2 separate regions of the Homo sapiens genome follow, and region 1 is linked to region 2. A link is an interaction called in ENCODE POLR2A ChIA-PET data of the cell type or tissue named here. Cell type or tissue: IMR-90. All regions are shown on one strand. Each heading gives the region's core, and the rest is flanking DNA. Links, peaks and the distances in the headings are about the cores only.

Region 1 (15,057 bases), core at 5,601-8,100, 66 kb after region 2:
AAAAAAAAATTGACTAAGTCCGATACCCATTTATGATAAAAACTCTCACCAAACTAGGACTAGAAGAGAACTTCCTCTATTTGATAAAGAACATTAACAAAACCCTATAGCTAACACCTATTAATGGTGAGAAACAAGAAGCTTTCTCAGCTCAGAAACAAGGTAAGGGTGTCCTCTTTCACTTCTCTTTTTCAGTGTTGTGTCCGGAATTGGTGGGTTCTTGGTCTCACTGTGTCCAGAATTGGTAGGTTCTTGGTCTCACTGACTTCAAGAATGAAGCCGTGGACCCTCACAGTGAGTGTTACAGTTCTTAAAGGCAGCGTGTCCGGAGTTTGTTCCTTCTGATGTTCAGATGTGTTCGGAGTTTCTTCCTTCTGGTGGGTTCGTGGTCTCGCTGGCTCAGGAGTGAAGCTGCAGACCTTCATGGTGAGTGTTACAGCTCTTAAGGCGGCGTTTCTGGAGTTGTTCATTCCTCCCAGTGGGCTCGTGGTCTCACTGGCTTCAGGAGTGAAGCTGCAGACCTTCGCGGTGAGTGTTACAGCTCATAAAGGCAGTGTGGACCCAAAGAGTGACCAGCAGTAAGATTTATTGCAAAAAGCAAAAGAACAAAGCTTCCACGGTGTGGAAAAAGACCCTAGCGGGTTGCTACTGCTGGCTCTGGCAGCCTGCTTTTATTCTCTTATCTGGCCCCACCCACATCCTGCTGATTGGTAGAGCCCAGTGGTCTGTTTTGACAGGGCGCTGATTGGTGCGTTTACAATCCCTGAGCTAGACACAGAGGTGCTCCACGTCCCCACCAGATTAGCTAGATACAGTGTCCACACAAAGGTTTTCCAAGTCCCCTGGTAGTAGCTAGATACAGAGTGTCGATTGGTGTATTCACAAACCCTGAGCTAGACACAGGGTGCTGATTGCTGTGTTTACAAACCTTGAGCTAGATACAGAGTGCCGACTGGTATATTTACAATCCCTGAACTAGACATAAAGGTTCTCCAAGGCCCCACCAGAGTAGCTAGATACAGAGTGTCGATTGGTGCATTCACAAACCCTGAGCTAGACATAAAGGTTCTCCATGTCCCCACCAGACTCAGGAGCCCAGCTGGCTTCACCCAGTGGATCCCGCACTGGGGCTGCAGGTGGAGCTGCCTGCCAGTCCCCCGCCATGCGCCCGCACTCCTCAGCCCTTGGGTGGTCAATGGGACTGGGTGCCCTGGAGCAGGGGGCGGCGCTCGTCGGGGAGGCTCGGGCCGCACAGGAGCCCACGGAGGGCGGGCAGGCTCAGGCATGGCAGGCGACAGGTCCCAAACCCTGCCCCGCCGGAAGGCAGCTAAGGCCGGGAGCGAAATTGAGCACAGCAGCTGCTGGCCCAGGTGCTAAGCCCCTCACTGCCCAGGGCCAGTGGGGCCCGCAGGCCGCTCGGAGTGCGGGGTCTGCCCAGCACACGCCCACCCGGAACTCACGCTGGCCCGCAAGCACAGCGCGCAGCCTCGGTACCCCCCCTGCCTCTCCTTCCACACCTCCTCACAAGCTGAGGGAGCCGGCTCCGGCCTTGGCCAGCCCAGAAAGGGGCTCCCACAGTGCAGCGGCGGGCTGAAGCGCTCCTCAAGTGCCGCCAAAGTGGGAGCCCAGGCAGAGGAGGCGCCCAGAGCGAGCGAGGGCTGTGAGGACTGCCAGCACACTGTCACCTCTCAGTGTCATACTGGAAGATCTAATAATGTAATAAGACCAGAAAAGAAAATATGTACTGATTAAGAAGGAATATTAAACTGTCTTTGCTCTCAGATGATATGATTGTTTACGTAGAAAATCTAAAAGAGCCGGGGTGGTGGCTCACACCTGTAATCCCAGCACTTTGGGAGGCCAAGGTAGGCAGATCACTTGAGGCCAGGAGTTCGAGACCAGCCTGGCCAACATGGAGAAACCCCGTCTTTTCTAAAAATACGAGAATTAGCCAGGCATGGGGGTGCATGCCTGTAATCCCAGCTACTCAGGAGGCTGAGGCACAAGAATCACTTGAACCCAGGAGGCAGAGGTTGCAGTGAGCCGGGGTTGCACCACTGCACTCCAGCCTGGGTGACAGAGTAAGACTCTGTCTCAATTTAAAAAAAAAAGAAAGAAAGAAAAAGAAAAGAAAATCCGAAAGAATAGATTAAAAAAAAAACCCCGGAGCTAATAAGTGCTTATAGCAGCTTTGCAGGATATAAGGTTAATACAAAAAAGTCAATCACTTTCCTATATACCAGCAATGAACTATTAGAATTTGAAATTAAAAACACAATATCATTTACATTAGCACCTCAAAAAATGAAATAAGTGTAAATCTAACAAAATATGCACAAGATTTATGTGAGAAAAACTATAAAACTCTGCTGAAAGAAATCAAATAACTAAATAAAATGGAGATATATTCCATAGTCATTCATAGGAAGATCCGATATTGTCAATATATTGGTTCTTGCTAACTTGATCTATAATTTCAATGCAATCCCAATGGTATAAGTTGGATGTTTGTCTCCTTTAAATCTCATGCTAAAATACTATTCCCAGTGTTGGAGGTGGGGCCTGGGAGGTGATTGGATTGTGGGGGCGGATGTCTCAAGAATGTTTTATCACTTTCCCATTGGTGAGAATTGAATTCTTGCTCAAGATCTGGTTGTTTAAAAATCTAGGCCCTCCCCCACTGGCTCACTTGCTGTTACTCTAGTCATGTTACATGCCTGCTCCCACTTCGCCTTATGCCATGATTGTAAGCTTCCTGAAGTCCTCACCAGAAGCCAAGCAGATGTTGGTGCCATGCTTTTATAGCCTGCAGAACTGTGAGCCAATTAAACCTCTTTTCTTCATAAATTACTCAGTCTGAGGTATTCCTTTACACCAAAGCAAGAATGGCCAAGTACACCCAACCAATATCCCAGCAAGTTATTTTCTGCATATTGCCAAACTGATTCTAAAATTTATATGGAGAGGCAAGAGACAGGATAGCCAACACAATATTGAAGGAGGAGAACATAGTTGGAAGACTGACATTACCCAACTTCAAGACTAATTATTAAAGCTACACTAATCAAGACAGTATGGTATTGGTGAAAGAATAGACAAATATGTCAATGGAACAGAATAGAGCCCAGAAATAGAGCCAAATAAATACAGTCAACTGACCTTTGACAAAGCGACAAAGCAATACAATGAAGCAAAGATATTGTTTTCAACAAATTGCGCTGAAGAACTGGCCAAACACTTGAAAAAACATCTAGGCAAAGATCTTACATGTTTCACAAAAATTAACTCAAAATGGATTATAGGCCCAAATGTAAAATGCAAAATCATAGAACTCCTAGAAGACAACAAGAGAAAATCTGTGTGACATTGGGTATTGGGTATTAGTTATGGTGAAGACTTTTTTACATAAAACACCAAAGGCACAACCCATGAAATAAATAATTGATAAGCTGGGATTCATTAAAATTTTAAAAGTTCTGTTCTGTGAAAGACCCTGTTAACAGAATGAGAAGACAAGCCAAGGATGCAAGAAAATATTTGCAAAAGACATAGTTGATAAACTGTTGTTATCCAAAATATACAAAGAACTCGTAAGGCTGGGTGCGGTGGCTCACGCCTATAATCCCAGCACTTCAGGAGGCTGAGGCGGGCAGATCACAGGTCAGGAGAGCAAGACCATCCTGGCCAACACAGTTAAACCCCACCTCTACTAAAAATACAAAAAATTAGCTAGGCATGGTGGCGGGCACTTGTAGTCCCAGCTACTCTGGAGGCTGAGGCAGGAGAATGGCATGAACCCTGGAGGCGGAGGTTGCAGTGAGCCAAGATTGCGCCACTGCACTCCAGCCTGGGCGACAGAGCAAGACTCTGTCTCAAAAAAAAAAAAAAAAAATAGGCTGAGTGTGGTGGCTCACACCTGTAACCCCAGCACTTTGGGAGGCCAAGGTGGGCAGATCACAAGGTCAGAAGTTTGAGACCAGCCTTGCCAACATGGTGAAATCCTGTCTCTACTAAAAATACAAAAAATTAGCTGGGCGTGGCGGTGGGCACCTGTAATCCCAGCTACTTGGGAGGCTGGGACTGGAGAATCGCTTGAACCCGGGAGGCGGAGGTTGCCATGAGACCGTGTCATTACACTCCAGCCTGGCGACAGAGCAAGACTCCATCTCAAAAAAAAAAAAAGAACTCTTAAAACTCAACCATAAGAACAAACAAACTGGTTAAAAAATGGGGAAGCAGGCTGGGTGTAGTGGCTCAGGCCTGTAATCCCAGTACTTTGGGAGGCCAAGGCTGGTGGAGGGTTTGAGGTCAGGAGTTCGAGACTAGCCTGACCAACATGCTGAAACCCCATCTCTAATAAAAATACAAAATTAGCCAGGCGTGGTGGCGCATGCCTGTAATCCCAGCTTCTCAGGAGGCTGGGGCGGGAGAATTGCTTGAACCTGGGAGGCGGAGGCGGTGAGCTGAAATTGTGCCATTGCACTCCAGCCTGGACAACAAGAGCGAAACTCTGTCTCAAAAGAAAAAAAAAAAGTTGCTGAGCTCTCTTCCAAAAGTGGCTGTACCATTTTGTATTCCCATTAGTAATGAGTGAGAGCTCCTGATGCTCCATATTCTCGCCAGCATTTGGTGTTGTCTGTGTTTTGGATTGGAGCCATTCTAATAGGTGTGTAGTGGTATCTCGTTGTTTTAATTGGTAATTCCCTTATGACAGATGTGAGCATCTTTTTATATATTTATTTGCCACCTGTATATCTTCTTTGGTGAGGTGAGGTCGAACTCCTGCCCTCAGGTGATCTGCCCATCTCGACCTCCAAAAGTGCTGGGATTACAGGCATGAGCCACCATGCCCAGCCAAGCTTGGCAATTTCTTACACAGCACAACATAGACTTATCATATGATTCGGCAATCATGCTCCTAATTTGCCCAAATGGTTAAAAACTTTGTCCACACAAAAACCTGCACATGAATGTTCGTAGCAGCTTTATTAATAATTGCCAAAACTTGGAAGCAATCAAGATGCCCTTTAATAGATGAATGGATAAATAAACTGTGATACATCTAGAAAAAATGACGTTATTTAGTAATAAAGATAAATGATTTATCAAGCCATAAAAAGATAAGAAGGGATGCTAAATATTACTAAGTGGAAGGAACCAATCTGAAAAGGCCACAGACTGTATCATTCCAACTATATGACATTCTAGAAAGGGAAAACTATGGAGCCAGTAAAGAGGTCAGTGTTTGCCAGGGGTTAGGGAGTAGGGAGGGATGAACAGGCAGAGCACAGAGGATTTTTATGGTAATGAAACTATTCTGTATAATATTATAATGATGGGTGCATGTTATTATACATTTGTCCAGACTCATAGAATGTTCAGCACCAAAAGTGAATTTAGACTTTGGGTGATAATAATGTGTCAATGTAGGTTCATCAAATGTAACAAATGTATCATCCTGGAGTGGGATGTTGTTAGTGGGAAAGGCTGTGAGGATATAAAAACAGGAAGTGAATGGTAAATTCCGTACCTTCTGTTCAATTTCGCTGAGAACCTAAACTACTAAAAAGTAAAGTCTATTTAAGAAAGAGTCAACTGACTCCCTCTCTGGCCTCTAGCTATCTTGTTCCCTGCCACCCCGGGGCATGCAGAACTAATTTTTTTGTTGCTAAACAAATGGGCTGGTTGTTTTTAAAAAGTTATTTTACTGAGGAAAAATTTACATATAATAAAATGCACCCATTTTAAATGTACCATTTAATGTGGGATTTTCTTTTTCAGCTCAATGAGTTTTGACAAGCGTAAACCCCCTGTGTAACCGCCAGCCAGCACAATCAAGATATAGAATATTTCCACCACCTCAAAAAGTTCCCTCATGCCCCTGTGCAGCCGATTCCCATACCCCAGCCCCAGAAAACCACTCATTTGCTTTCTCTGCCATTACAAGATTAGTTTTGCCTATTCAGGAAATTCATGTAAACAGGATTATGTGATAGGGAATTTTTTTGTGTCTGGCTTCTTTTACTTTAACATTATTTTAAAATATTTATTCATGTTGTTGCATGTATTAGTAAGTCATTCTTTTTTATTGTTGATTAGTATTCCACGTACGGATATACCATTTTGTTTATCCATTTTCCTGTTAATGGCATTTGAATGGGCTATTATATTTATAATAGCTTTGGGCTATTATAAATAAACTTGCTATGAAAATTTGACTAGACTTCCTTGGGTAGACATATTTTTCTCTTAAGTAGAATACTGACAGTGGAATTATGTGGTTGTATGATAAGTTTATGTTTAACTTTATAAGAAACTGCCAAACTATTTTCCAATGTGATTGTACCATTTTACACACCCACCAGCAGTGTATGAGAGTTCCAGTTCTTCTATGTCCTCGTCACACTTGGTATTATCAATCTTTTTTATTTTTGCCAGTCTAGAGGGTATTGAGAGGCAGTCTCTCAGTGCGTGTGTGTGTGTGTTTTGTTTTGTTTTTTTTAAGATGGAGTTTCGCTCTTGTTGCCCAGGCTGGAGTGCAATGGCGTGATCTCTGCTCACTGCAGCCTCTGCCTCCTGGGTTCAAGCAATTCTCTTGCCTCAGCCTTCCGAGTAGCTGGGATTACAGGTGCCCGCCACCACGCCTGGCTACCTGTTTTTGCATTTTTAGTAGAGACAGGGTTTCACCATGTTGGCCAGGGTGGTTTCGAACTCCTGGCCTCAAGTGATCCGCCCACCTTGGTCTTCCAAAGTGTCAGCATTACAGGCGTGAGCCACCGTGCCCAGCCTCTCAATGTGGTTTTAATTTACATTTCCATGTTGACTAATGATGTTGAGCTCTGTTCAGTTGCTTGTTAGTCATTTATATATCTGTTGCAAAATGCCTATTTATATCTTTTGCCCATTTTTAGAAGTTGAGTTTAAAAGTTGTCTTTTGTTACTGAGGACAAGAGTTCATTATATATTCTAAACACAAGTTCTTTGTCAGATATACAGATTTTGATTTTTTTCTCACAATCTGTGACTCATCTTGTCGTTTTCTTAACAGTATCCTTTGAATACTTTAAGTTTGATAAAACCAATTTATCTTTTTTTGTTTTATAGTTTATGAGATGGGTTGGCTTTTTTTGTAAAGTAATCAGGCTCTTCTGTCAGGAACTCGAGGGCTACTGTAAGGTAACATGAGAGAATAAGGACTTTTGGTCTACAGTGGTAAAGAAATGTGAGTAAGGAATTTGGAGGATCCTGGGGAGGCAGGAAAAATTAGGTGGAAGGTTCCAAAAGAGTGGAAACAACAATAATATCTAGTATTTATATTTATTGAGTGCTTACTATGTTTCAGGCCTTGTAGGATCTTCGCTTGTATTAACTTATGCAATCTCCACACCACTGTGGAATAGGTGCTATTATTATCCCCGTTTTGCATATAGGGAAACAGAGTGATTAAGTAACCTGCCCAAGATCATGCAACTTGTTAAGTGGCAGAGTCAGGATTCAAACCCATAAAAGTGGCTCCTTGCTTTTAACCATTACACTGGTCAAGTGGGGCTGCTGACTGTTAAGTGTCAGGCAAGTAGGCTGAAAAAAATCAGCAGGAGTATTGTTTGAGTGTCCATTGGCATCCTTCCCAGAGTACCACCCAGGTTTCTGTGCCAATGAGCTGTTCAGTCATCATCTGAGGGGGTGCCAACCTAAACCTCTGGTACTACCAAATGCAAAGCAACCTTGTGTGGCACACAAAAATACAGAACTCATACAAGAAACAGGGTGTGTCTGGCCGGGTGTGGTGGCTCACGCCAGTAGTCCCAGCGCTTTGGGGGGCCCAGGAGGGTGGATCACGAGGTCAGGAGTTCAGGACAAGCCTGGCCAAGATGGTGAAACCCTGTCTCTACTAAAAATACAAAAAATTAGCCAGGCGTGGTGGCAGGTGCCTGTAATCCCAGCTACTCAGGAGGCTGAGGCAGAGAATTGCTTGAACCCGGGAGACAGAGGTTTCAGTGAGCTGACATCGCGCCACTGCACTCCAGCCTGGGTGACAGAGCAAGACTCTGTCTCAAAAAAAAGAAAGAAAGAAAGAAAGAAAGAAACAGGGTGTGTCTGGCAGGGCATGGTGGCTCACGCCTGTAATCTCAGTACTTTGGGAAGCCGAGGCGAGTGAATCATTTGAGGTCAGGAGTTTTGAGACCAGCCTGGCTGACATGGTGAAACCCTGCCTCTACTAAAAATACAAAAATTAGCCAGGTGTGGTGGTGCATGCCTGTAATCCCAGCTCTTTGGGCGGTTGAGGCAGGAGAATTGCTTGAACCTGGGAGGTGGAGGTTGCAGTGAGCTGAAATCATGCCACTGTACTCCAGCCCGGGCAACACAGCGAGACTCCATCTCAAAAAAAAAAAAAAAAAAAGAGGCCAGGCACAGTGGCTCACACCTGTAATCCCAGCACTTTGGGAGGCTGAGGCAGGTGAATCACCAGGTCATCTCAGCACTTTCGGAGGCCAAGGCAGGTGAATCATTTGAGGTCAGGAGTGTGAGACCATCCTGGCCAACATGGTGAAACCTCATCTCTACTAAAAATACCAAAATTAGCTGGATGTGGTGGCGGGTGCCTGTAGTCCCAGCTACTTGGGAGGCTGAGGCAGGAGAATCGCTTGAACCAGGAGGTGGAGGTTGCAGTGAGCCGAGATCACGCCACTGCACCCCAGCCTGGCGACAGAGCCAGACTCTGTCTCAAAAAAAAAAAAAAAAGAAAGAAACAGAGTGTGGAGATCACAGGCCTCTGATTCTGCTTCTTGACTTGCCCCCTAGGAAGGTTCTCATGGGGTTTTATGTCTAACCTCCCACATTGTGAAGTCCATTTCCATGCCTGCTGGGACTCTCCTGCATCCTGGACATGGCACCTCTGTTTGCATCTCCTGTCTCTGGCTCTACCTCCAGCCTTTTAGTACCATTTTGGTCCTTTGGTCCTGTTTGTGCCCAGTTCTGAGGGGCCTTTATAGAAGTTCCCCATCCCACTACTCACTCCTTGTAGGTTGAGGGCTGCAAGGAGCAAGAGAATGTCGGAAGGTCCCATGCTTCCACTTCTGTAGGTTAGGTGGCTAGGTACTGTTAAAGATGTGAAAATATGATACCCAGTGAACATATTTCAAAAAGTCACTTGAAGAGACATATTTTTTTCATGTTATCTTTTAAGCTATGAGAAAAGTTTGTATATTTTGAGATTATTCTTTTTTCAGAATGTCAGGATAGTATTAGCTTCTTCTTCATTGTAGAAAAAATAGCTGTGTCGAAGCATCTGCAGATAAAGGGTTGACAATAACAGAGAGAGACTAGAAAATGGGAAGTGGGACATTTTTATTATTATTTTAGGACAGAGTCTCACTCTGTCACCCAGGCTGGAGTGCAGTGGCGTGATCTCAGCTCACTGCAACCTCCACCTCGCGGTTCAAGCGATTCTCCTGCCTCAGCCTCCTGAGTACCTGGGACTACAGATGCGTGCCACCACACCAGGCTGATGTTTTTTGCATTTTTAGTACAGATGGGGTTTCACCATGTTGTCTAGGCTGGTCTCAAACTCCTGACCTCAGGTGATCTGCCCACCTTGGCCTCCCAAAGTGCTGGGATTATAGGTGTGAGCCACTGCGCCTGGCCTGAGACATTATTATATATCACTAAAATACTACTCTCTCCAACGATATGAGGTAAATAAAACAAAAACCCCCAAGTGGTCCAAGGCTTGAAGGGTTCAAATGAGAGAGATGAGCTATTAGAAATATTAATGCAGTCAAGGGCATGATAAAATGTGACGTTAAAATGAACTTTTCATTGTACTTACCTTTGTTGAGGTGTAAGTGAGACCCCTAGGCCACAATAACCATATTTTTAAAGAAGATTTATCCTTAGTGGAAGATCTTTAACTCTCAAATGTGGACAATTTTTTTATTTAATAGTTTTGAATTACATTCCTTTTGCTATGTGGTAATTATATATGACCGAATTTCATTTGGAGCCACTTACGCCTCATTTTCCTAAATGTCATACAAAATGTGTCCATACATCAAATTAGAAAAGGCCGGCTTTTGGACTATAGTAATAATCACCTGTGGTTTTTTTCTTGTGACTTGACTGAGCATGGAGCAATTAACTCCAACTAAATGAAGCAGGTTGAAAGGGTCAGGAATCTGCAGCTAGATGTGCTCTTTGGACGCTTGGCTTGTGGAAACCAAAGAGGATGTTTGCAAATGGTGGGGGCAGTTCCAGGGGAACTACCTCTGAGAACAGCAGTGTAGCATGGACGAGGCCGCACATATCCTTGTATGCATAACATGTCTTTCTCAATATTTCAGCTAAATTCACTCACATCACACCAGTATCCTGACTTCGCAGAGCAGGGATGGAATGCATTGGCAAAAAAATTTGATGGGAGGGCAGGCGTGGCAGCTCATGCCTGTAATCCCAGCACTTTGGGAGTTGGAGGTGGGAGGATCACTTGAACTTAGAAGTTTGATATCAACCTGGTCAACACAGGGAGACCCTGTCTCTACAGAAGAAAAAAAAAAAAAAGCCTGGCACAATGGTGCATGCCTGTGGTCCCAGCTACTTGGGAGGCTGAGATCAGAGGATTGCTTGGGCCCAGGAGGCCAATGCTGCAGTGGGCCATGATTGTACCACTGTAACTCCAGCCTGGGCAACAGAGCAAGAACCTGTCTCAAGAAAAAAAAACTTTTGTTTGGACATAAAACATGATAGAATACGATATCAGCCATGCGGCTGAAGTCTGTTGTTTAGCTTATGTAACTATCACATTTTTGCTTTTATTGAATCATGATAAAGACTGGAAGCAGAGACAAATTCTGAATATTATCTTTTGCCCTGCAAGAAATGGCAGGAGTCTTTATCAGTAAGAGCACACAAGAATGGGAAGTTCGGAGCTGGCACTCGCTGGAGACCCAGGCTGAGTACACTGGTTCTAAGAAGGCTAGGGGCCAGATGGGTTTTCAGGACAGAGACTCAGGTCTCTGTGACACAGGGACGAGCAGCCAGACTGCCTTGTTGCTGAAGCCCCTCAAAGCTTCTGGAGCTCCCTAATTCTCCCAGTCTTGAAGCTTGGGACATGGGAGTTACAGAGTCTGTAGAAGAGAGTCAGAGAACCACAGGCACAGGAAAGGAGGCCAGCAGGGAGCCCAACAGGTGCTGCTGTGCTCCAGGACAAATGGTCAACACAATAGGACTTCCCACTTACTGCCCAGTACTCGTCCTCATTAGCTCACCTTCTAGCTAATTTGAATGATGTTTGTTTATATTAGTGTTCTTACTCACTGATGAAGGTGAGAGGACGTTTTCCAAGATATTCAGCCAATTCAAGAATTTTGCTGTGAAGAATTGAGATGCCAGGATGGGCCAGGCGCCGTGGCTCACGCCTGTAATCCCATCATTTTGGGAGACTGAGGCAAGTGGATCACCTGAGGTCAGGAGATTGAGACCAGCCTGGACAACATGGTGAAACCCCGACTCTACTAAAAGTACAAAATTAGCCAGGTGTGTTGGTACGTGCTTGTAGTCCCAGTTACTCGGGAGGCTGGGGCAGGAGAACTGCTTGAATCCAGGAGGCAGAGGTTGCAGTGAGCCGAGATCACACCACTGCACTCCAGCCTGGGCTATAGAGCGAGACTCCATCTCAAAAAAAAAGAGAAAGAAAGAAAAAAAAGAGATGCAAGGGTGTGGAGTGTAAGGAGGAATTGAGGAAACAACCCACCTGGACTGCCACAGGCCTTTGGCACCCAGTGTTAAGACTTTACTGCCCCTTTCAACACCATAATCAACAAAGCCTGCCTGTGAAAAATCTCAGGAGACAGTCTGATCTTTTTGTATTTTGAAGCAGCTGAGGCCTGCTCCACCTGTGAGATCACCTTATTCCACTAATGACCTTAATTGCTGAATCCTTTAAAATGCCAGTGTTGGCCCAGCCCCAGTAATGGTGATGGATGGAAGCCCGGAGCCAGTCAGTCTGCAATGTTTCAGCAACCTCACAGGCACAGAGTGCTCCGAGGCTGCTGGAGGGTATGCCAAAGAAGACGAAGAATTACTAGTGGCTCCTCTTCCAGAGCCCTCTAATCTGGGTAGGGAAGAAGCCTTACAGGGACTTGAGTCTGATGCTGGGAGGAGGCCTGATGCATATTATCATTCAGCAGTGCCTCCAGGATAAAGTCCCACATCCTTCCTCTCTCTCTCTCTCTCTCTCTCTCTCTCTCTCTATTATATAATATATATATAGAATAACACATATAATATATTATATATAACCTATGTTATATATTATATAATATATAAAATATATTATATATTATATAAAATACCTTATATATACACATATATACTATACTATATAATATACTATATGTTATATACCATATATTGTACTATATGTTATATACCATATATTATACTATATGGTATATACCATATATTATACTATATGGTATATACCATATATTATACACTATATAATATACCATATATTATACACTATATAATATACCATATATTATATTATATACTATATAATATACCATGTATTATATACTATATAATATACCATGTATTATATACTATATAATATACCATGTATTATATACTATATAATATACCATGTATTATATACTATATAATATACCATGTATTATATACTATATAATATACCATGTATTATATACTATATAATATATAATATAATATATAATATATTATATACTATATAATATATAATATAATATATAATATATTATATACTATATAATATATAATATAATATATAATATATTATATACTATATAATATATAATATAATATATAATATATTATATACTATATACTATAAAATATATAATATATTATATACTATAAAATGTATATTATATACTATAAAATATATAATATATTATATACTATATAAAATATATAATATATTATATACTATATAATATATAAAATATATAATATATTATATACTATATAATATATAAAATATATAACATATTATATACTATATAATATATAAAATATATAATATATTATATACTATATAATATATTTGTTATATATAAAATATATTATATAGTATATAATAATGTTATATATAAAATATATAATATATAGTATATAAAATATATGCACATATATAATATATATTATATATTATATAATATAATATATATTATATATTATATAATATAATATATATTATATATTATATAATATATAATATTTTATATATATATTATATATATATATATTATATATATATAATTATAAATATAATATATAAAATTATATATAATATATAATATATAATATATAATATATAAATATAGAAATATATTATATAATATATTATATATTATATAATATATAAATATATAATTATATATAATATATTTTATAATATATATAATTATATATAATAATATATACTATATTATATAATTATATATAATAATATATACTATATTATATACGTATTAAAAAAAGAAACTTTAAAATTAACGGAATATATAATATACTATATATACATATATAGTATATACATATATAAATAAAAAATATATATTTTTAAACATTCAAATTACAGAAAAAACAACATATAAGGAGATACTATCTTCTCCATGAGGTGAAGTTTTGTGCAATTAGAAAAGAATTTCTCTTCCTCCAGCAGACCCAGCACATGCCAGGGTGAATACCTTTGCCCTCTTGGCTGGTACCTGGATGCAGGGCACAAATTTCAGTCATGTGTGGTGGTTCTATTCACAGTCCTTCATAGCCTGGCCTTGAATTGTCCTGGTTTTGTCTCCCACTGCACGCTTCCTTGTTGTGGGACCTTCAGACAGCCTTCCATACTTCCGCCAATCCACTAGCTTGGTACGCCCCAGGCCCTGTATCTCCCTCGTGCTCTCTGCCCTGTCTATAAAAACCTTCCTTCCCTTCTCTATCTGGTCAAGTCCTACATGTTACTGATTTTTACCTGTAATTTTTTTTGTTTTGAAATGGAGTTTCGCTCTTGTTGCCCAGACTGGAGTACAGTGGCGGGATCTTGGCTCACTGCAACCACCACCTCCCAGGTTCAAGCAATTCTTCTGCCTCAGCCTCCCGAGTAGCTGGGATTATAGGCACTTGCCACCGTGCCCGGCTAATTTTTTGTGTTTTTAGTAAAGACGGGGTTTCATCGTGTTGGTCAGGCTGGTCTCAAACTCCTGACCCCAGGTGAGCCACCCGCCTCAGCCTCCCAAAGTGCTAGGATTACAGGCCTGAGCCACTGCGCCCGGCCTTCCCTGTTAATTTTAAAGTTTCTTTTTTTTTTTTAATATTGCAAAATGTAACACTTACTTGGAGAAGTGTTATCAAACATAAACTCACAGTTCCATAAACTGTAATTCACACTCATCGTGAAATAGAACATTCCCAGTACTCCAGCATCACCTCCTCCACTTCAACTCCCCGTTCTCCCAAAGGCCTTGTTCTATCTGCAATTGTCTCCCTCTATCATTCTGACTGCCAGAGATGGTGAATTCGTCTTCAAAGGGTTTAATTGTGTAATGTCCTTGTCCTTGGTTCGGAGCCTCACCTCCTTGTACTTTCTTGTTTCTAGCCTGTGAGCAGCCCTCCCGCTCTTGTTGTGCCCGGACTTGCCCAGACATGTCCGAACACGCCTTGTGCTGTAGCAGAGGGACCACTCCTATCCCCCACCCTCCCTTGCGAATCGCACGTTTACCCTAATTGGAAAAGTATGTCTTTTTTTGTTTTTTTTTTTTGAGATGGAATCTCGCTCTGTCGCCAGGCTGGAGTGCAGTGGTGCAGTCTCAGCTCACTGCAGCCTCCGTCTCCAGGGGTTCAAGCAATTCTCCTGCCTCAGACTCCCGAGTATCTGGGACCACAGGCGCGGGCCACCACGCCCGGCTAATTTTTTTGTATTTTTAGTAGAGACGGGGTTTCACCATGTTGGCCAGGATGGTCTTGATCTCCTGACCTCGTGATCCGCCCACCTGGGCTTCCCAAAGTGCTGGGATTACA
Region 2 (17,794 bases), core at 5,875-8,374:
TTACTGCCTAAGAGGATATTTAAATCCTCTCAGGGTGATCAGACCACGCCCCAAATCAGTAATTCAAAGGTTTTCCATCACTAAGAGAATAGGTTTAGCTCATCTTGTCTATGAAGCCTCATTCTCCTGCCATTTTTCCTCCTGGGCCCTAAAGCTCTCAACTTCCATGCTTTTGAGAAGGAATTTCGCTCTGTTGCCCAGGCTGGAGTGCAATGGCATGATCTGAGCTCACCGCAACCTCCTCAGCCTCCTGAGTAGCTGGGATTACAGATGCTCACCACCATGCCCAGCTGATTTTTATATTTTTAGTAGATACACGGTTTCACCACGTTGGCCAGGCTAGTCTCAAACTCCTGACATTGGCTTCCTGAAGTGCTGGGATTACAGGCATGAGCCACTGTGCCCAGCCTAACTTCCATGCTTAATCATCTCCATGAACACGCTTTTCTCTAAAGTTACAAGGCTTACCTAACATCCCTTTCACTCACTCTGGTTAACTTTTATTTATTTTCTAAGTCTTAGCACAGCCACTTTACAGTCTTCTCTGACTCTGCTCCAATGATAATCTGGTCTCTTTTCTCCCTCATTATCATTTAATATAAATTCTCTGCATGTTTCCCCAACATATCATAAGTTCTTAGCATAGCACCCAGTAGTTGCTTAAGAAACCTGTGCAGAATTTATTATTATGGATAATACCACCACCAATTCACAGGGCTGGGAGGTTTAAAATAACGTATGTATAGGCCAGGTGCGGTGGCTCATGCTTGTAATCCCAGCACTTTGGGAGGCCGAAGCGGGCGGATCACGAGGTCAGGAGATTGAGACCATCCCAGCTAACACGGTGAAACCCCGTCTCTACTAAAAAATACAAAAATTAGCCAGGCGTGGTGGCAGGTGCCTGTAGTCCCAGCTACTCGGGAGGCTGAGGCAGGAGAATGGCGTGAACCCAGGAGGCGGAGCTTGCAGTGAGCCAAGATCGCGCCACTGCACTCCAGCCTGGGCGACAGAGTGAGACTCCATTTCAAAATAAATAAATAAATAAAATAACATATGTATATATGTATAGGATACATAGTAGGTGCTCAGTCCACCATCATTTTTTCTATCCCATATCCACCTCAGAGAAAACTTTATAAAAGAAAATTAAGGGAGGTGAGGGCAGTTCAATTGAATAATAAATTTCTAAGATGGAATTCTGATTTTTAGTTCATAGGAAATCAAAGAACCAGAAGATATAAACTCAGCAAAACAAGGAGGGAAGCATGGTCCAATCCTCATAATAAACTCCTTAAATATCTGGAACTCTTACCAGTTTCCATCCTTTGACACTCACTAAAATAAGAATGAATAATCCCTGCTATATCCATCTGTCAATCTTTCCTACCTTTCCCAGAAAGTCACTTGACAGTGATATTGAGATACCAAACCCAAAGGTTTAGGAACATTAGTAAAATTACTCACATTACCACAGAACTTCAAAAACAACAACTGGTAGTCTCCCTGCCTTGAATTCCTCTCCCTAAGTAAACCTTCCCTCTCTAAGTAAACCTGAATAGCAAGATCATGCTCTGGTATCAGCCTTCCCAATTTCAATCTAGGCTCTGCCACATAACCTTTGTCAATTTGTCCTATCTGTCTATAAACCTGTTTAACCTTTGTCAATTTTTCCTATCTCTCTATAAACTTAGCATTATCATCTGCGAAATAGGCACAACAATAATACCCATCTCATGATATTGTGAGAACTTAAAGTTAATGTGTCTGATAGTGTCCAATATGAGTTGCAATTAAATTAATATTCCAAACCCTGTTTTTACCACTTATTTGCATAGAAGCCTTCATAATTCACCACTGCTCACAGTCACACCATTCCCATATCCTATGTATACTCCATACCTCTTCCCCACCTGGGCTTACTGGAAAAATGAGAAATTAAATGGCACCTGCTAAACCAGCAAAATTTTGGTTGGCATATCCAGAATCTATTACTCCCTCCATTTTGCCATTCCAGGATTGCCTCTTTCCGGGTAAATAAAGCTTTTAGTGTACATCCAGTCTCAAACCTATCTAACAAATCTTCAAGGAATGTCTCAGATTTTACTTTTTCTAATTTTCTTATTATCTTGGCTTATCTTTCTTCCCACTTGAACTTCTACAGCAATCATCTATAACAAACACAAGTTTGCACTCAGTAATATATGATCCTGACATTAAACTAAATTAAGTCTGGCCCGAGGCTGCCTCCATCCATATTTTAGGTTTGGCCCAAAGTTTCTCTCTACATAGTGCACTATAAAGTTAACTTGATATGTAAGCAGACTGTAACCTACTCTTGTAATAAGTAGCCAAGTCTCAGCCAATCACAGTAGCTGAGTTTCAGCCAATCATAGGTGGCCAACTGTTCAAATTGTGTTCAGATGAGGCAAAGGCTGAGCTGTAACTAATCTAGCTGTTACTGTACCTCACTTCCCTTTGCTGTATGCATGTCACTTCCCTTTTCTTGACCATAAATGTTATCTGACAATATGTTATTTGACAATACGGTACTCTGCAGTCCTCCTGAACTGTTCTGGTTCTGGGAGCTGCTTGGTTCTTGAATCGCTTTTTGCTCAATTAAATTCCATTAAATTTGTCTAAAGTCTTTAACACTGACTTATCAGATAGGAAATACTCATATCCCCTACTTTTATCAAACAGTATGTGAGTTTCCTCCAGAAAAGGACCATTTTACAGTACTTTACAAGCTCATCTGACTGTGTAACTAGTCTGACTATCTGACTAGGCTGTATGCACACAACTCAATAAAAATTTGTTACTGAAACAATTATTTTAGGCAATCAATGTCACCTTTTCAGTGTAGGTTTTCATTTGAAAGTCTGCAAAGAATAAATTTTTTCTACAAAAAGTAAATGTATTTTTTAAATTCCTACAGCTACTGAGACTTAGTATTCATTCAGAGAAAAGATAACCTTACAGTAGTCCACCCTTATCAACTGATAAAGTTTGTGTATTTGTCCCCACTCAAATCTCATGGTGAACTGTAATCCCCAGTATCGGAGGTGGGGCCTGATGGGAGGTGACTGGATGATGGGGATGGAGGAGTTCTCATGAATAGCTTAACACCATCCCCTTGGTGCTGTCCTTGAGATAGTTTTCACAAGATCTGGCTGCTTAAAAGTGTGTGGTACCTCTCCGCACCCCACTCTCTTTAGCTCCTGGCTTTTGTCATGTGATGCACCAGCTCCCTCTTTGCTTCCGCAGTGATTGTAAGCTTCCTGAGGCATGATCACAAGCTGAGCAGATCTCTGGTGCCATGTCTCCTGCACAGCCTGAAGAACCATGAGCCAATTAAACCTCTTTTTATACTCAGTCTCACGTATTTCTGTATAGTAATGCAAGAATGACCTAACACATCCAAGATTTCATTGTCGGCTGTTTCAGTTACCTGAGATCAACCACAGCCTGAAGATACTAAGATATTTTGAGAGAAAGAGGGAGGGAGATGATATCACATAACTTTTATTACAGTATAATTATTCTATTATTGTTAATGTCTTACTATGTCTAATTTATAAAACTATGTCATAGGTATTTATGTATAGGACAAAACACAGCAAATATAGGTTTGGTACTATCCACAGTGGGTCTTCAAACATATCTCCCATGAATAAGGGGCAACTACTGTATATATAATTTTAAACAATTATCTACAAAATTTAAGAAAACTGGTTGTGTAGGCCGGGTGCAGTGGCTCATGCCTGTAACCCTAGCCCTTTGGGAGGCCGAAGTGGGTGGATCACCCGAGGTCAGGAATTCAAGACCAGCCTGGCCAACATGGTGAAACCCCGTAGCTACTAAAATACAAAAATTAGCTGGTCATGATGGTGGGTGCCTGTAATCCCAGCTACTCGGAGGCTGAGACGGGAGAACTGCTTGAACCCTGGAGATGGTGGTTGCAGTGACTGGAGATTGCACCACTGCACTCCAGCCTGGGTGGGTGAGCAAGACTCTATCTCAAAGAAAAAAAAAAGAAAGGGAAAAAAAACAGAAAAACGGTTGTGTATTCTGTTTCTCAAAGCTAAGGGCCAGGCGTGGTGGCTCATGCCTGTAATCCAGCATTTTGGGAGGCCGAGGCAGGTGGATCACAAGGTCAGGAGATCGAGACCATCCTGGCTACGGTGAAACCCCGACTCTACTAAAAATACAAAAAATTAGCTAGCTGGGCGTGGTGGCGGGCGCCTGTAGTCCCAGCTACTCGGGGAGGCTAAGGCAGGAGGATGGCATGAACCTGGGAGGCAGAGCTTGCAGTGAGCCAAGTTTGCGCCACTGCACTCCAGCCTGGGCGACACAGCGAGACTCCATTTCAAAAAAAAAAAAAAAAAAGCTAAGGAAAACATTCTTTTCAAATTATATATCACATAAATCTATTATAACATTCAAAATCTATTGTCATTATTTTACATTTTTATTATTTAATGTATACCAAAAGAACAGCAAAAGAAAGAACAGAGTAGGCCGGGTGCGGTGGCTCACGCCTGTAATCCCAGCACTTTGGGAGGCCGAGGTGGGCGGATCATGAGGTCAGGAGATCGAGACCATCCTGGCTAACACGGTGAAACCCCGTCTCTACTAAAAATCCAAAAAATTAGCCAAGCGTGGTGGCGGGTGCCTGTGGTCCCAGCTACTTGGGAGGCTGAGGCAGGAGAATGGCGTGAACCCAGGAGGCGGAGCTTGCAGTGAGCCGAGATCGCGCCACTGCACTCCAGCCTGGGCGACAGAGCGAGACTCCGTCTCCAAAAAAAAAGGAAAGAAAGAACAGAGTAAACAGATAATCTACAGAATAGGAGAAAATACTCACAAACTGCACCTCTGACAAAGGTCTAATATCCAGAATTCAACAAGCAAGAAACAAATAATCCCATTAAAAAACGAGCAAAAGAACACATACTTCTCAAAAGAAGACACACTCTGGGGACTGTTGTGGGGTGGCGGGAGGGGGGAGGGATAGCATTAGGAGATATACCTAATGCTAAATGACAAATTAATGGGTGCAGCACACCAGCATGGCACATGTATACATATGTAACTAACCCGCACACTGTGCACATGTACCCTAAAACTTAAAGTATAATAATAATAAAATAAAATAATTGAGCAAATGAAAAAAAAAAGAAGACATAAATACAGCCAACAAATACATGAAAAAATGCTCAACATTACCATCACTAATCATTAGAGAAATGCAAATCAAAATCAAAATATCATCTCAAGCCAGTCAGAATGGCTATTATTAAAAAGTCAAAAAAATGACAGATGTTGGTGAAGTTTCCCAGAAAATGGAATGCTTATACACTGTTGGTGTTAATGTCAATTAGTCCAGCCACTGTGGAAAACAATTTGGAGATTTCCCAAAGAACTTAAAACACAACTACCATTAGACCCAGCAATCCCATTACTGGGTATATACTCAAAAGAAAATAAATCATTTTACCAAAAAGACACATGCACTCGTTTATGTTCATCACAGCACTATTCACAAGAGCAAAGACATAGAATTAACCTAGGTGCCCATCAACAGTGGACTACATAAAGAAAATGTGGTACATATACATTATGGGATACTGTGCAGCCATAAAAAAGAACAAAATCATGTTCTTTGTAGCAACATGGATGGGGCTGGAGGCCATTATCCTAAGTGAATTAATGCAGGACAGAAAACCAAATACCACGTTGTCACTTATAAATGGGAACTAAGCACTGAGTACACAAGGACATAAAGATGAGAACAATAAACACTGGAGACAATTAGAGGAAAGGGCTGGGGAGAGGCGAGTGTTGAAAAACTATTAACACCTATCAGGTACTATGGTCACTGAGTGACGGGATTGTTTGTACATCAAACCACAGTGACATGCAATTTACCCATGTAACAAACCTACACATGTACCCCTGAACCTAAAATAAAAGTTGAAAAAATAAAATATAGCAAAAGACTATTATGGATAGTAAATAATGCCACATTAAAAGTTTTGAAAGCCGGGCGCGGTGGCTCACACCTGTAATCCCAGCACTTTGGGAGGCCGAGGCGGGTGGATCACAAGGGTCAGGAGTTCGAGACCAGCCTGGCCAATATGGTGAAACCCCATCTCTACTAAAAATACAAAAATTAGCCGGGCGTGGTGGCAGACACCTGTAGTCCCAGCTCCTTGGGAGGCTGAGACAGGAGAATCGCTTGAACCAGGGAGGTGGAGGTTGCAGTGAACTGAGATCACGCCACTGTGCTCCAGCCTGGGTGACAGAGCGAGACTCTGTCTCCAAAAAAAAAAAAAAAAAAAGAAAGAAAACTCACTCCTATTCTTACAATGGGTAATTCATGGATTTTTACTATGCTTATAATTACCTTTAATTCCCAACTATAGTTAATAATTTGATCCCTTCAAAGAAACAAACATTGGTAATATTTACCTGTATTTCAAAAGTTTCATCAATTTGACCTTTTTCCTTTACCACCAAGTTGCTTTCAAAGCTATGAATAAAAAGGCTACTTTTTCTTTTTTTGGTCCAATAGAGGTCCTTTTGCTTTAAAATATGTTAGAGGGGGAATGGCACAGAGGACAAAGAGAAAATATTTTAAATGAAAATGATTCCAAATCAACTATTTTTCTGTTCACGTCAATTTTATTTGTAAGTAATGTTGTCTGCATTATTTAACTTTTTTGATGATAGAATATTTGATGCAAAATAATCTATGTAGCCTCTCTACCCTATGTATAAGTTACTCAGTAAGTTATTTGACTTTTGTTCACAGGCAGGTGCTTTATACACCCGGATGCAGAATGAGCACAAGGTCCAAGCCAACAGTTATTTAAGGAGTTGTTAGCATTTCAAATAGCTTAAAGTGCTTTTGCACTTTGCCTAATCTTCCCACTACACAGCTTGGTCTCAAGCTTTTATTAAACGTGAGGAATTCAACAGCTATGAAACTCAAAACTATGTGCATAAGGAAAACTACCTTTACTTTGCCTGTGCCTCATTCTTTTATCTTCTTGTATCCTGGGGATGCTAAAATGTTTAATATCCTTTATCAAAGTGTTCCAAAAAACTGTCAGAAATACTTTTTTTTTTTAATGTTTGTTTCCCTTAAAGCATTTTTAGACAGGCAGCAAGTTTTCACTATGCCTTAGAAGAAGGAATTACAAATAGCTGGTGGTTAAAGAGTGAAGTGGAATGATGTGAGGGAAAAAAGGAATAGAGAAGTAAGCTCAGGAAAGCACACAGCTCAGTGTGTAAAGGAAAGGACTTCCAGTCTGACAAACCTCAGTTTTAAAGTATGCTAGTCACTTACCAGCCAAGGAGACCTTAGACAAATTAGCTAGCCTTTCTAAATTGACTTACTGGTTCGAAAAGACTAACAGTACTTAGCGTGGGGACCATCTGAGAGAATGTTTAGCACAGAATCAGCTGGTGTTATTCTTCACTCTAGCTAGTATTCACTAACGAATATGAAGCAGAGAAAAACAGATATGACCGCACAGTAAAGAATGTATTATACAGAGCCTAAAATGGAAATGAAGATCAATTAGGGGGGTGTTTAGTCATCTAAGAAATCATACCGTGTGGCCTTATGCTAACACGTGAAGGAAAAAAAAAAAGATTGATTCTAGAGACACTGAATTTAAAATTTATAGGCTAATTGTGGCTAACTGGTGATGAAGAAGAATCAGAATGACAATCAGATTCTGGCTTGGGTGGCAGTATCACCCATTTGCTGTGACTTTTGGTGAGCTGGATAAATATGGGTCTCAGGTACAAAAAAAGTTTTGGATTTTAGATTCAGACGTTGGAACCATTAATATGTATAGTATGCTAATTAAAGATATGGGACTGGAGATTATCAAAAGGGAAGTCTAGAGAAGAGTTAAGAACAAAATGCTACGAACTTCTATTACTTAATGGTTGTAAAGGAGAAACATTTGCAAAAGACACAGAGATCACTAATGAGGAAAGCACAGACAGTATCATGAAAATAATGAGAAGAGTTTCAAGCAGGAAAAGTAGTCAATGGCACTAAATGTTGCTGAGAAATCTAGTACTTACAAAAATCTATTGGTAGCAGATGACACAGGGTATTTATATTGCGAAGGGGAAAAAAGGTATAAACAGGGATAGATGGATCTGCTCTCTTCTACCAAAGCACTACTAACGACAAAACTGTTTCGAGTTCATTTTCTCCGATGGCATACAAACACAGAAAACCAAATTTAGTCAAACAAGTTCATAGACACATCAGTTCAAAAATTAGCATTAATAGGTTTAAACAAAAATGGCTCTAGGTTCTTTCAAGTTTTATCAACTTACTGCCCATTAAGTTTTTTCCTCATATTATTTGGAGGGAAAAAAATCACTATGTTCCTCTTGAATGGCATCTAACAACAGAGACTTTGAATACATTATTTTTGAAATAAAACGCAACCATCACTTTTCATATCTTGACCCAAATACCTAGGTCAATTTAAAAGTTTTCTTCTCCTTGTAGAAAACTACTTTCCACTCTCCCTAGGAAACCAAAAAGATACTCCCTAAATCTGTCAATGTAAGATCAGTAGTACTGCAGAATTACAGTTACAGAAACCACTAAAAAAAATCACTTCTTTACCTTGGGGTACCCAGCAAAATGTAATCAACAGCTAAACTTTCACTACAGTATTTACAATTACCTTTATCTCTATTTGGTAGCAATAACATTAAATTTTATTAAGACGACAATCAAATTACATGTTGTCAAATTACCAATATTTGTGATAGAAATATGGAAAATTTTTAATTTTAAATTTCTCTCTTCTATCCCAAATGTTCAACACCAAAGTATCTGAAAAAAAATCAAACAATAAAAGTAGACATTAACAAAAAAAACTTCCCTCTGAAACAAACACAATGACAAACATACCAGCATCAGCTCTGAAAGTCAGAGATACTAAATTATCAGTTAATTGAAATAAAAGTTGACACAAAGTAAGTTAAATTATTTAAATTGCAAAATGAGCTAGACTAACTCCATACCATACATGCTCAACTACTGGTTCCATCAATGAGTTATAGCCCAGCCTATGGCTTATCATTACTCCCCATTTGTAAGAAAAAATATGATTGTCTTAGAATTGTCTTTGATTTTAACACAACTTAAGTTTATTCTAGAACGTTACTCAACTAGTTTATAAGCCAGTTATGCCTATTTCATTTAACAGACAAGCTAGTAAAAGTATACATAATTTGTGGTCAATGCCAACAAAGCATGCTCTTAAAGACAAACAGAAACAACATATGTCTAGCACCACTATATGTGTGTAAAGTTAAGTTCTTACCTTTAACTGAAACCTATAAAATACTGGAAAGATGCTGATATACCATTTCAAAGCCTGTAATTATTCATAAAAGTTATCTGTTTCCAAAGTGTATTTTTAAAAACTCAAAATTAAGAAACGCACAAATAATGACAAAGGTTATTCATACATGTTTTTGAGACAGGTAAAGTTAACTGGCACTACTCCAGTCTCCTAATGTTAACTGGCACTACTCCAGTCTCCTCCTAAAAATGTTTCTGATATATTTTCTTGAAAGAAAATATTTCTTCTGGTATGTGCTTACCAGAAGAAAAAGAAAAGCCAGCCTGAATAACAAAGCCAGTGTAAAACATTAAGCCCCATACTTACTAATAGCAACACATACACTAAGTATATAAAATATCTAGCATAGATACAATTGCTCAGTTAAGTGGGTAAAAGTGTTTCCAATTTCCCTCAGCTGATTTTAATATCCAGAAAAATTGCTTTATATCCATCTACATCTTGGAAAGTGGTGTTGAAAATAGGCTTTTAGGCAAAAACTAATCAACAAGTCAGAGAGCTCCATAGGCACACTTTAACAGAACATTTAAGGGGCTACACATCAGAAAAACTTTGAAGCATATTCTGCTGGTGTCGATATAAACTGGTATAACTTTTTAGAAAAACAATTTGGCCAGTGAAGTGTTCATTATCCTTTGATCTAGGTAAAGCCACTCCAGGATTTTTCCAAAAGAAATCTTTTTTAAAAAGGAAAATATTTTACAGCTACACACAGGTGTGTTCAACGCAATACTATTAAAAATGACGAAAAATTAGAACCTAAAAGTAGACAATTCAAAAAACTAGGTTAATTCAGGTCACATCAATTTAAGAGAATTACATAGTTACTGAAATGAAAACAATTTCAACAGATAGTTAAGTGAAAACATAAAACTGCACAGATTCATAATTATTGGAAAACTGCAAGAATATAAGACAGAGAAGGGAACAGGAAAAAAATGAGATGACCAAACAATGATCTGCTGGTGGGTAGATAGGTAACTTTTCTTGATTTCATTATTATTACACTATTGTTTAAACAACAGATATAGCAGAAAAGCATTAATTTAAAAACCTTTGCATGATCCGGAACAAGTAGCATAGCAAATACAATGGCTGAAAATGCTTAGCTGGCTTTTGGTCTGATTATTGCAATGATTATTGCAATTTATACCTTAATTTCTATGAGAACAAAGAGCAACAATATAAAGAAAACAGTCTCTAAAAAATATTCTTGTACTGAAATACACTACAATTACGTCATAAATAAGAAATGTAAATAGAATCAGATACTTTAAAAAAAAGTTGTAGTAGCCTACCTATAGCTTTTAAAAATATAAATCCTTTCATTTCCTGTTTCGAAATGTTAATTACTTATCTCCACCTTTGAAAGAAATGAAGAGTTTGAATGAAGTAAGAAGAAAGCAGTTTCACTTTGTTCATCAATGGCCTTTTTAATTATGAGCATATTAAAAATTATAAGCATATTAAAAATGTCAACATATTGTTAAATTAAAATATACTGAAATTAAAAGGGGTGCTGTGCTGGGGTTAAAAAAATTAAACAGTTGGCATTTCAATTTACTAAAAAAGACGTATTTAAGCCTATCACATTTATCTTTCAGCAACTTAACATTTTAAGTTTAAGGAAAATGACATATCAAATGAACCTCCTCAAGATGTCATTTATAAAAACTGACAACTGACTGTTCAAACAACCAATTCAAAAAAAAATCCTGTTATTGGAGATGATTTTGAGTCTAAGATGTTTTAATGACACTCATATTCTGAACTAAAAATAATGATAGGAGAAAGTCAAGTTTGATTCTCTGAACACCTATTTCCTGTCCAAAGAGCCCTTTTGTTCTGCTTCCCTGCTTAATTTTAGTGTTCAGTTTGCATCAGAAAATAAAAACAGTGACAAAACCTAGCACACACAGAATCATAAAGGAGCAAAATTATAAAATAAAGGATCATAAAAAGATTAGAACAAAAATCCTACCAACAAAACCTCCACAATTTTCTGTTTGCTTCACCTCAGATTAACTTCACTTGAAGCTGTACTCCAAAGCAACCAAACCTGAATACCAAGCTCCACCTTCTCCAATTCTAGTGGCTGAAGAGTAAAATCTCCTCCCTGTTAGTGAAACTGATAATTGTGATTGGATACGGCTAATATCCATTATTTTAAAGAACTTTTCCTTGCTAGCAGGTTAGGTTAGACACACTAAAACCTCCTGGATAAGCTGGTTTCTTAAAGAAACAGTACATAAGGTTTCAGTTTTCCCATCATATACTGTTTGCTTACCCTTGTCTAGGTGAAAAATAAACTAAGTAACAAAAATGAAAATCTCACAGAAGCAGCTGTGACCAATTGTTTAAAATACAATGCTTTTAATCTAAATCATTTATTTTTATGGAGCAATGAAGGTGAAGTTATGCTTTAAAGACAGATTATTTTTAATAGAGTTCACATTTTACCTGAAAATTGTAAAACGGCAACAGAAAATCCATTACAATATGTTGCTAAGAGGAACAAACCAATGTTTTTTTCTAAGACTTAAAGAGAAAACTATAACTTAAGTGAAAATATACAGCACTAAAATACTGAATGCAAAAGATTCACTTCTAAGCTATCAAACTCACTGACATTTATGTTCTCAGTATCACAACAGAGTAGAAATTTCAGTGACATCAAAGGTTGATATTTCTACTTAAAACTGAAGAAAATACTGGGCAGAAATACTATTACATTTAACAGATCTGACATGTGAGTATTTTGCCAAGGTTAATGCTTAACCATTGGCAAACAGATATCTAAAAGCAAAAGGCACATGTTCTAATGACATGTTCAGGTATAAAATTTAGAAAAGTTTAAGTCTTTTTCATCTTTTTTTTTTTTTTAATGTGTGGAAACTACTTTGCACTCCATAACTTCAAAGTGGCATGGGCACCCTAAAGTAAAAGGTATACTCCTCTTAAACTTCTCACTAAGCTACGTTAAATAATATTTTTACTACAGAGATCATAAAGAGACACTACACAGGAACTCTGATTTTTAAGCAAAAAAGACCTACTGTCACTTTATACATTACTAAGTTTGCTATTTTTACGTGATAAGTTTATATATTTTAATTAGAACTGCTTATGTTTTAGCAGCTTGGCCCATCAAACATTACTCTAACATTAATCATTATCTGACTGATTAAATGGCATTTAATGTCTAATTTACGGTGTAAGTATAGTTTTTACCTCTACCAAAAATCCTGTGATTCATAAACTCGAAATTAAAGCTTATTAGAGTGACTTCTTCTTAAAATATGCTTTCAATGTATGGTTTGCATCAGAAAATAAAAAGTGACAAAACCTTTAAACATTTTAATTTGAAGTTTTCAAAGTTCAAAATCTTGCAACTATTTTTCCTCAGAGAAAACTCAAATATTAGAACACAAAGCCAACAAAATTGTTTTGAATACAAAGGGAAGTCTTTGTAACAAACTGAAAATTCACATAATTGCAACTAGGCATGAATATGGAGCAATACCCTGCTGAAGCCCAAACAGCTGCATAATCTATTATGCCCTTTAAGTGGACAAATTGAAAGAGCCAATTCACAGGGGTCTACTCCCAAGATCCTTTGCAAGGATTCACTGTTTTGAATGCCCAGCACTTCATGAGTCAAGTTCAGGTTTTCTTCCCACTGTGTGGACACTCTTGCAAAAGAACACTGGAAGCAGAGGAGGTACAGAAGCAATCAGCAAAAAGAATATACAGTTTGAATTACAGCATAAGATTTGAGGAAAAGTGACTGTAGATGGCCAAAGGTTTTACGGGAAGAAAAAAAAAAGAGATGGCAAACAGTTTAATCTTAAAATCTGGCAAGCATAAAATTAGTAAATAGTTATGGAAACCAAATAAACCTTTGCTCTCGCATCAATTTTTCACTTCGAAGTTAATTATGAAACAAATACGAATCATACACTAATATAACACCAAGACCACTCTCCATCTATACATAACCAAGAGAAAAGAGAACTGTGGACTCAGTGATTCCGGATCATTTTAAGATCTCTGGGACCTGCTTGAAAGAACATCAAGATGATTACCATTTTAGGTAGCAAACAGGTTAAAATTAAGAGTTAGCTTATTTCATTTCTAAATCAGCAGCAGCAGAAAACAACAGCAAAAACAAAAAGAAAGCAATGTCACAACCATAAAATGTATAACCGAGATAATATGAAAACAATATTGCTTCTCAGGAACAAGGAGCCTGCAAAAAGCTCTGGAGCTCCCTGATTGCATGCAGTAACAACACTTTTTAAGCATCAAGTATTCAAAGATGTATTGTATATTATTTGTGGAAGCCCAGAAAGTTTCCCAAATCTTATCAGCTAAAAACAATTTAGAAGAGAACAAGCCACTGAACAATTTGGTCCCACTTCACTTTTGATTAAAAAGACCCTACTTACATAAAGAATCAATATCTAGACTATTAGGAACAACTTTTGGCAGAATATATACAGAACAGGGCAAACACTTTCTTAGAATTTTGAAGGATTCCATATAGTTCAAACTGCTCTTCCTACAAAAGAAATTAATCCTGGGCATTTTCTCTGGCACGACTGGTGGTTTATTGTAGTAGTTGATAAAAAGACCACCCTGACATTAGCAAAACATAACTGGGATCACTAAGGATAAACTCTGAAAAACACCTCAATGGGGAATAAAAAATAAAAAAATATGGCCAGGTGTGGTGGCTCACGCCTGTAAATCCCAGCACTTTCGGAGGCAGAGGCAGGTGGATCACAAGGTCAGGAGTTCAAGACCAGCCTGGCCAAGATGGTGAAACCCCGTCTCTACTAGAACTACAAAAATTAGCCTCGTGCAGTGGCAGGTGCCTGTAATCCCAGCTACTTGGGAGACTGAGGCAGGAGGATTGCTTGAACCCGGGCAGCAGACATTGCACTCCAGCCTGGGCTATAGAGTAAGACTCTGTCTCTAAATAAATAAATAAATAAATAAATAACAAAAAATAAAAAAAATATTTCCCTGGCAAAAGTAAGATATATTTGAGCCTGCAATTCCTGGTGTATCTCTCCTGACTCCTTAGGGAAAAGATTACAAGGTGTGTATGAGGAGTTGGGGAGTTTGAATGAATGGCATATGAGGTCAAACACTGAACACAAAGGAAACATTAAGGAAACATACAAATAAGCAAGCATAAACCAAGCCGATAGGATAAGGTATCTTTCTACAAAAAAACAGTACATTGCTTTGTTTTAGGTCTCAAGGGATAAACAAGGTCACTGATTAATGCAAAATAAAAAGAAACAGGGATCACAATAGTGAGACAAAAATAAAAGAGAAGGCATTTATAATACTCAACTATTAAGATTTTAAGTCATAAATTTTCATGTGCCAAACAACATATCATAGATCATCTAAGAAAAAGTGCTAGACATAGAAAAACTAAGAGAAAATAGACTGGCCAACTTTAAATTCTCTCTCTCCTTGGAGGCCTAAACCAGAAAAAAATAAATAAAATATTACATAAAAGACGAAGACTCATTCTTTATATAGTTACTGAAAGAGCTTTTCTCAACCATTTTAATCAGTCACAAAGAAAACAATTCTGAAAAGCAAAAGCTGAATAGGTAACATTCTCTGTAAACTATGCAATAACATTCAAAAGTTAACAGAGTTAGTTTATTCATTCACCAAATCTTTTGAACGTCTGTTATGCGCTGAAGATACCACAGTAAATAAAATGGATATAGTCCCTACCACTGTACAAACTTATGGTCGAGTCAGACCAGTGCTGTCTCACAGAAACATAATGAGAGCCACATGTGGTTTTCTATTTCCTAGTAGTCACATTGAAATTTAAAAATTGGCTGGGCACGGTGGCTCACGCCTGTAATCCCAAGACTTTCAGAGGCCAAGGCAGACAGATTACTTGAGCTCTAAAGTTCAAGACCGGCTGAGCGCGGTAGCTCACGCCTATAATCCCAGCACTTTGGGAGGCCACAGTGGGCGGATCACCTGAGGTCAGGTGTTCGAGACCAGCCTGGCCAATATGGCGAAACCCAGTCTCTACTTAAAATACAAAAATTAGCCAGGCGTGGTGGCACTCGCCTGTAATCCCAGCTACTCCGGAGGCTGAGGCAGGAGAATCACTTGAACCCGGGGGCTGGAGGCTGCAGTTAGCCGAGATCGTGCCACTGTACTCCAGCCTGGGCAACAGAGCGAGACTCCATCTCAAAAAAAAAGTTCAAGACCAGCCTGGGCAACACAGTGAAACCCCATCTCTACAAAAAATTTTAAAAATTTTTAAAAATTATACAGGCATGGTGGCGCGCCTGTAGTCCCAGCTACTTAGGAGGCTGAGGTGGGAGGATCCCTTGAGCCAGGGAGGTTGAGACTACAGTGAGCCAACATCACATCACTGCACTCCATCCTGGGCGACAAAGGCAACACCATGTCTCAAAAACAAACAAACAAACAAACAAAAAAAAAAAAAACAGGCCAGGCGCGGTGGTGCTCGCCTGTAGTCCCAGCTACTTGGGAAGCAGAGGCAGGAGAATCACTTGAACCCAGGAGGCAGAGGTTGCAGTGAGCCGAGATTGTGCCACTGCACTCCAGCCTGGGCAACAGAGTAAGATTCCGTCTCAAGAAAAAAAAATTTTTTTAATTAAGAAATAAAATTAACAGTAATAGTATATTTTAACACAATACATGTAAAATATCACTACTTCAATATGTAATATTTTAAAAATTGAGATATTTTCATTGTTTGGTACTAGAAATCAAGTTCCTATTTCAAACTTAATACATCAGTTCAGACTTGCCATATCTCAATAGTCAGATGTGACTATTTAAATAAAATATGGTAGCCATTAGCCACAGGACTATAAATTAAGATAAGTATCTATTATTGCAGAAGACTGTCTCTCTGCTGTCCAACACAATCGCCACTAGCCACATAAGGCCACTGAGTGAGCACCTAGAATGTGACTAATACAAATGAGGAACTGAATTTTTAATATTAAATTAAATTTAAATTTATTTAAATAGCCACAAGTGGATGGTAGCTACCAGACTATGGTTCTGGAAGAAGAAATAGATGCTAAAACAATTCACACAAACTTAATGAACTGGAGTTGTTACAAATGTTTATGAAAGAAAAGCCCAATATAAAATGAGCCCATGAAGCCAAGAGAAAGACCTAACCTATTTTGTGGCATCAAGGAAGGATTCCTCAAGGAAATCACAACTAAGCAAAACAAAAGCATATGCAAAGGTCTTGAGTAGAGAAAACTGAAAACAGTAGAAATAATGAAGAAAAGTAACAAGAGGTAAAATAATATATGCTATTTGTAGGAGACTGATTTGGATTACAAAATCAAAACTCCATAGGAAGGCAGGAGGGGTGGAAGCAGCCCTACCATTTGGAAATAAAAAATAAAAGTCTCCCAAACAAGTCCTGAAACAAAGCTTGTCCCACTGTCCTCCCTCAGTAAACACCAGTCATTCTAATCTTCTGTCAAATTCAAAGTCAAGTCAAGCACTTTGCATATGTACCATTTGTGCCAGCAGTTCTCTTCACATGGGAAACTACCTTCAACTTCTTGATTTTAGAACTCAGAATCAAAGTTCCAAATTTTCTACACAGGACAAGCTTTGGAGCAGCAATCCAGCTGGAAGATGGGGAAGAGGCTTCAAACTGTTTGCAATTTTTTTTTTTTTTTTTTGGGAGATGGAGTCTCACTGTGTCGCCCAGGCTAGAGTGTAGTGGTGCAGTCTCGGCTCACTGCAACCTCCGCCTCTAAGTTTCAAGTGATTCTCCTGCCTCAGCCTCCCGAGTAGCTGGGATTACAGCTACCGGCCACCACGCCCAGCTAATTTTGGTATTTTCAACAGAGATGAGGTTTCGCCACGTTGGCCAGGCTGGTCTTGAACTCTTGACATCAAGTGATCTCAGCCAGGCCTGCAAAGCAATTTTCACAAAATATTTTCCCAAAAAAACTTAGTCATTTCGGCTGGGCGTGGTGGCTCACGCCTGTAATCCCAGCACTTTGGGAGGCTGAGGCGGGTGGATCACCTGAGGTCAGGAATTTGTGACCAGCCTGGCCACCGTGGTGAAACCCCATCTCTACTAAAAATACAAAAATTAGCTGGGCATGGTGGCGCATGCCTGTAATCTCAGCTACTCAGGAGGCTGAGGCAGGAGAATTGCTTGAACCCAGGAGGCAGAGGTTGCAGCGAGCCAAGACCACACCACTGCACTCCAGCCTGGGCAACAGAGTGAGACTCCGTTTTTTTTTTTTTTTATGTTTCGATAGATTGGGAAAGCTAAAGAAACTCCCATACACACCTTGGTACCACCAATCAACTTAAACATGACATCC

What was found. Peaks named below come from ENCODE experiments on the same cell type or tissue, not always from the same donor. Only the 100,000 strongest peaks of a DNase experiment are listed, where the experiment ranks them.
Region 1: POLR2A ChIA-PET joins it to region 2 with 5 read pairs; 9 of 35 experiments call an interaction of 5 or more read pairs at or near these places.

Annotation. Positions count from the first base shown.
Region 1 is chr15:80,002,974-80,018,030 of GRCh38, reverse strand. No RefSeq gene overlaps it. Among named protein-coding and RNA genes, the nearest start is that of BCL2A1, 39 kb to the right of the region's middle. RefSeq lists enhancers at 304-463, 7,707-7,766, 9,729-9,898, 13,336-14,106, 14,107-14,879 and 2 more. In IMR-90, for the core only: no CTCF peak of the experiment used is centred there; a DNase peak (open chromatin) is centred at 6,860; H3K27ac peaks cover 818 bases.
Region 2 is chr15:80,066,242-80,084,035 of GRCh38, reverse strand. The region is part of intron 1 of ZFAND6 (zinc finger AN1-type containing 6); the gene reads right to left. Among named protein-coding and RNA genes, the nearest start is that of ZFAND6, 15 kb to the right of the region's middle. RefSeq lists an enhancer at 16,853-16,902. In IMR-90, for the core only: no CTCF peak of the experiment used is centred there; no DNase peak of the experiment used is centred there; H3K4me3 peaks cover 261 bases.